Linked DNA regions of Homo sapiens: region 1 is linked to region 2. A link is a contact called in ENCODE Hi-C or POLR2A ChIA-PET data. All regions are on one chromosome and are shown on one strand. Each heading gives the region's core, a stretch centred on a gene start or an enhancer-like site at or near the end of the contact. The rest is flanking DNA. Distances are from core to core; before and after follow the strand shown.

The links. A loop is a pair of places that touch in the nucleus more often than their neighbours do. ChIA-PET counts read pairs that join two places held with the same protein, here RNA polymerase II (POLR2A). Pooled maps may share reads with other maps.
Region 1: a pooled map shows a loop between it and region 2 (1.8-fold over the local background). The contact joins two enhancer-like sites. A Hi-C loop is called at or near these places in 2 of 168 maps with a recorded cell type or tissue (K562 and ovary) and 1 of 50 pooled maps. POLR2A ChIA-PET finds 5 or more read pairs at or near these places in 2 of 52 experiments (OCI-LY7 and activated CD4-positive, alpha-beta T cell).

Annotation. Positions count from the first base shown.
Region 1 is chr7:127,985,707-127,988,559 of GRCh38, forward strand. The region is part of intron 15 of SND1 (staphylococcal nuclease and tudor domain containing 1); the gene reads left to right. Among named protein-coding and RNA genes, the nearest start is that of SND1-IT1, 10 kb to the right of the region's middle. Within about 2 kb of position 1,450, at least 3 of the 41 ENCODE cell types and tissues checked have a DNase peak (open chromatin) inside an H3K27ac peak, as active enhancers do.
Region 2 is chr7:127,884,448-127,887,450 of GRCh38, forward strand. All of the region lies in intron 12 of SND1 (staphylococcal nuclease and tudor domain containing 1), which reads left to right. Among named protein-coding and RNA genes, the nearest start is that of SND1-IT1, 110 kb to the right of the region's middle. Within about 2 kb of position 1,629, at least 5 of the 41 ENCODE cell types and tissues checked have a DNase peak (open chromatin) inside an H3K27ac peak, as active enhancers do.

The sequences.
Region 1 (2,853 bases), core at 200-2,699, 100 kb after region 2:
ATCTTCCACAACAATCCTCATCTTCCTGGCCCAGAGTAGACATTGACAAGCATTAGTTCAATGGAGAGTAGAGGTCTGCTAGATGAGCTGGTGGATTTTTCAGTGTACCCCGTGGACAGAAGGCAGGTTCTGCATGCCTCCTGTGCCACTGTGATGTCTGATGCAGTAGTGAGAACACAGCGGGCATGCAGTAGACACCGTTGACTAATCCTTCAAACTGTTTTTTGTTTCCACTTGAGTTTTGTCTCCTTCAGCTAATGCCTGGTCTCTTAGTGGTGGAATAAGTGCCACTGGGAAGCTGTCACATACTTCCAGCTAAGGCCAATTTGTCACACTTCCCTTAGCTCCCACTGCCCAATAAAGGAAAAAGTGAACACATTCTGAGTCCTGAGACTTAGTTATCATAAAACTCGAAAAAGAGTGTAAAATACTCAGAGCGATACATAAGTTTCACATAGCCATCAATAGAATCTCTTACAGAGCCCATTGTCTTGTCATTAACAAGAATGTGTACTTCTTGTTCCAAAGCTGACTGACCAGAGTATTTGTGTTAATTGACCTAGTTAGTCAATGTCTCTAAATGTATAATTTTTTTAATAGAATGATTGCTCCATAGCCCAGCATTTTGTTGGATATTTATACTCCATGAGTCAAGGCTTGGGTGAGGAATCTCAAAAGGGTATAACCAAAATGGTAAGATTTTGTGTCCAGAGAAGGCCTTGCATATCCTTCATTTTATAGACAGATGAGGCCTGGATAAGTTTAATATTCTATCAGTGGCAGAGCAGAACCCAGAATCATGATGTGCTGATGGCTAGCAATGAATTTTCTCTTCCTAAACTATACAGAGTCAGGCAGAAACCTCTTTTTACTTGATTTTATTTCCTTTTGTTTTGTTTTGTTTTGTTTTGTTTCAAATAGCCATGGCCAACCATTCATATCCCAGAAAGTCTAGAAAAGGTATGAAAAATAATGAGTTTTTGCTTATAGGCAGATGGACCTGTAGAGTTTGAAAGAGGTCAGGAGCAGCAGCCACATGGAGCAGGAGGTGGGGCAGGCATTTGTCTTACCTGCCTCTCCTGTGCCTGCCCTTGTGGAAGTCAGCTGAGTCCCCCCATGGGGGATCTGTCTTTGTTCTGGCACACCCCATGATAGAGAAGGAAAATGCTCAGGAATTTTTGGGATTTTTTTTTAAGTGTAGTGTTTTGTCTTCTTTTGTGTTTATTAAAACAAAATAGTTTGTTTCTTAAAGGCTTGTGTCAGAGGTAAGCTTGGCACTTCTCTTGCACCTGTGGCATTTGAGGCACAGCTGAGTTAATATATCTTTATCAGCAGGCAGCACTGCACTGGTATGTTATCAGAAAAGACAGCTATTGGTGGTAACATGCAGGATCCAGCCAGGCACTTTCTCAACTGGCTGGGGAGAACTTCTGCAGCTCCAGTGATATCTCACTTCATATTTACAGTCTGAGGCCCTGTGTGGCTTGGGAGCGCTCCATTGCTGCCTGTCAGCCTGCCCAGCTGAGCATCAGCAGCCTTGGGTTTGCTTTCTTAGAACCCAACTTTCTTTCCCTTCATCTGTTTTCTTTAACTTTTATTTTTAACGTCCATTTTATTGCATCACCAGCCCAGCAGTGCAGGCATTGCTTGAGGAAAGGTGCAGCATGGATTAGGTTGACTTGCTCCCTGAGCTCTTGGGAGAGGAGGGCACAGCATAATAACTCTGCTCGCTGCCAGCATGTGGCTTCATCTGGCTTTCAGCAGCAACGACAACTGACTTTTTGGCTCAGAATGTTACCATTTGTGTGGTCTCCTCTCTACCAGTGGACAGCATATTTTTTGCTCTGTTCCTTGGTCCCTTAGTACACAAAAGCAAGTCTAGAAACTGGATAAACCCTCAGTTGGAGCACTTTTTTAACTCTGCAAGAAAGCCATCAGGACCTGCCCCGTCCTTCCATCCTTCTGTCTTTACACCTCAGTCAATACCAGTGTTTTTCAAACTGGGTATTTGTCCCACTAGAGGTTTTAAATCAATTCAGTGTCATAGCCGTTTTGTTTTTTTCCTTAATGAAATGGTGAACAGAAGAGAGACTGTCAGTATAACATATACTGACATATATAACTAACATATATAGTCAAGATTAACCATTGTTTTGTGGAAACGTAATAATTGCTAAGCTGGCCTCCAATAAAAATAACCCCCCAAATAAATAAATGAATACATAAATACTGCTCTGCAAAAGGTAATATCAAGATGGCAGAGAAGGAAACCTCAGGAAATGGTCTTCCTGCCTAAATAATTGCACTGGCAGAATCTGCCTGATGTGACTGTTTTGAGACTCTGGAATCTATTGAAGGCTTCTTACTTCCATTGGTTGTCTACAGGTGTTTGTACCCATATGTAAGTGTGTATGTTGGTCACAGTAAGAATAAAAAGTTTGAAAAACGCCCATCTACAGTATCTTCTATCTGTAGATGTAGCTCGGCTCGGCAAATTTCTAATACTCAGACATTCAGATATCATAAAGCCTGTCCTGCTCTCCTGGCCCTGACTTTGTACCTTAGTCTGGGAATAGATTCTGCCTCTGCCTGATGGGAATGGATGTGAATGGATGTTTACTTATTTCCACTTGAAAAAGGGCACAGAAGCACCCTACTTCGGCTTCCTACTCTTGTCGTGCTAGGGCTTAACTGCTGGGAAGTGGACTAGCAACGTAACAAAGGCCCTTCTTTGCCTTTGTGTCTACATGGAGTGACTGGGATTTGGTTTTCACAGGCCCAGAGGACTATCTCATGAAAAATGTTTTGAATATATTTCTGCTTGATTTGTTTAACACCCTGGCCCACTGAGCC
Region 2 (3,003 bases), core at 379-2,878:
TGCTTCCCACCAGCTGCTCCCAGCCAATAGCGGAGCGCAACAGAGATACTAAGGCAGGCCTATTGCTGAGGGACATAGGGTTCCTCTGACGGACAATTTTGACTTCTTATCAAGCTTTGACGAAACTCTTTGGAACAGGCCCGTAGCTCAGATGTTCCCTATCTAACCTTCCTTCATTCCCTCCATTCTGCACAGGGGTTTGACCTGCACTGCAGTCTGTTGGCTCTTCCCAGGCCTCCTGGGGTTCCCTTCCCACCTTCCTTGAGATGAGTTTTCTCCAATTAATCTCTTGCACATCTAATCCTTCTTGGCACGTGCCTCTTATAGAACCTGAACCAACATACCATGAGTTCACACAAATACCTAAAATTCCAATCCACTGCTACAGGGTTCATTCTAGTTTTCTTCCTTTCCATATTTGTATATACCTACTCTGACAGTGAGAAACCTGGCTTATCCTTAGTACTTTCACTGGTAGGGTTGATATTCCTTAGTGTAACCAATCTTGTAACACTGATGTCACCCCTCCCAAGTGGACACTCAGTCTTTAATGCCTGGCTATGGAGCCACCTTCCATGTGGATGTTTGCACCCAGGTTGAACTCTGATACCTTGTATGAGTGATCATCCTTACCTTCCTATGGGGCTCTGACACCCCAAGCCAGACTAGCCTATACTTTGTGCAAAATACTGTGCTTGGAACTGGGATATAGAGCAAGAAAAGCATGGCCCCTGCCCTCACAGTGTTTATCACTCACCAAGGAAGATAAACAATGAATGAATAATTGCCATATATTGTGATGGTGTATCACATGGGGAACCCACCAAGAAGAGAACACATGTGATTCTCATATGCATTGCACGTAGTGAATGCCCAATGGTGATGGTTGTTATCATTTCATGTATTTTTACTCTTGTTACCGCTAAGCACCAGCATCACAACTGTTCCTCCAGGAGAAATCTATAATTAGGGGATAAGAAGCTAAGAGAACATGGCTTAGATGCTGAGCTTTAAAGGAAAGAGAGAAGAAAGTTAGTGGGCAGGGTGTGGAGTGATTTGGGAATCTAAGGCCTCAGGAACTCCATATGGCAGGTCTTAACTGGTTTGTAGACATTTGCTGATAGGATAAAGAGGGCAGGGACAAGGAAGAGTAGAGAAAGTGCCCTTGGTTTTTCCCGGCCAGGCAGGTACTCAGTAATTCTGTGTATTGATTTGAGCAGCATTAACTGGGGTGGATCATTAAACATTTGTGTTGTTTTTCTTTATATATCAAAGCTTGTTTGTGTGAATTTTTCCTTGCCTGCTCTGCCATTCCCACTTTCTCCTCCAAACCCCATGTATTTACTGTAAAATGTCAATGCTCAGTAATTCAAAATGCAGTAACAAATATTTCTTTGTTTTCTTGGCATTTAAAACAGCCAGGACATCTCAAACTATCAAAAGTGGAGTTGTCCCCCATGCCACTCCCCAGCCTTCTTACTAGCTCTTTGATGGGTGGAGCCTCTCTTGTTCCCTGCTAGGGCCCCTTAGTGACAACCTTAGTTTAAATCCTCACCATGTATCAACATCTACATCTGCTGATTTGAGGCTGTTGCCTTCTCCATGCTGCCAAACACAACTCTGTGATAATGACAGCATTTGCCAGCACGCTTATGTGGTGACTCAGGAGACAGGGTGGCCAGCAAAGCAGCCTCTTTGTGGGAGTGGATTTTGAGAAGTGCTAATTCCGTGGCAGTTTGGAGATATTAATACCGTGCTGGCAGTAGATAAACAGACATCCGAGGGGCATATAATGAGAAGATAATCAGCCACTGCATCTTTTCCTCCTTGCTCTACCAACACATTTATTTTTTCTTCTTTAAAAAAAAAAAAGCATGTTCTCCTGGGTTTTGACGAATAGAGCCCTTAAATTGCGTAAACATGCACAGATACTGGTTGGTTCAGCTCCCAGCATCCCCACAGTATAACTTTCTAAGAACCACTGGTGTGTTAGGAGTTAACCACATTTTCAAACAATACTCAGTCATAGCATATGGCACGGTAGCCTATTGCTTACCATAGCCTCTCCCTAAAGGGCAGCAAACCAGATGGTTTGAGTAGGGCCTTTGGTGTAATTATGACAGACACAAAGAAAGACATAACCACCATTCTCCCTCAATAATATCATGCTTCTTGTTTTCCAGTATTTGCTATAGTTAATTATACTTAATTTTTGAAAATTTGTTTTTGCAGTTTGATTGTTCATAACAAAGTTCCCTTTCCAGGTTGGGGAGGAACCATTCAAATATGTATCATTAAGTGTCTGCATATCATTTCCCATTCATCCTTCTCTAGCTAGTAGATGCAGGCCACATAGAGTGGCATCTCTCATTCCCAAGTGTGAGCAATTTTCTTATTCTGGCAAAAAAAAAAAAAAAAAAAGATTTGTTGCATTTGAGAATTACTTTGCATTAGAGTCTAACCTGAGATTTTTTGTAGCTCCCATGGAGTATTGCTCCAAAACTGGTCATCTCAGATTTTATATTGTTTACTTTCTTTGTTCCCCATCTTGATTTGCTTTTTTCTTTCTTTTTTGAGATAGGGCCTCATTCTTTTACCCATGCTGCAGTGTAGTGGTGTGATCACAGCTCACAGCAACCTCAAACTCCTGATCCTCCTCCCTCAGCATTCCAAGTAGCTGGAACTACAGGCATGCACCACCACACTCGGCTAATTTTTAAATTTTTATTATGGAGATGGGGGTCTCATTGTGTTGTCCAGGCTGCTCACAAACTCCTGGGCTCAAGTGATCCCAGCGCCCGGGCCTCCCAAAGTGTTGGGATCATAGGCATGAGCCACAGCACAAAGAATTTCCTTTCTACTAGAATGCCTCCCTCCTGCCTGCCTCTTCTCTCTTCATTCATAGTCTTATCTTTTCCAAGCCCACTTTGGGTAGAAGATCTACTCTCAGGAGTTCTTATAAGAGAAACACTTCGTTATGTAAAACCAATGTTTCTAACGTTG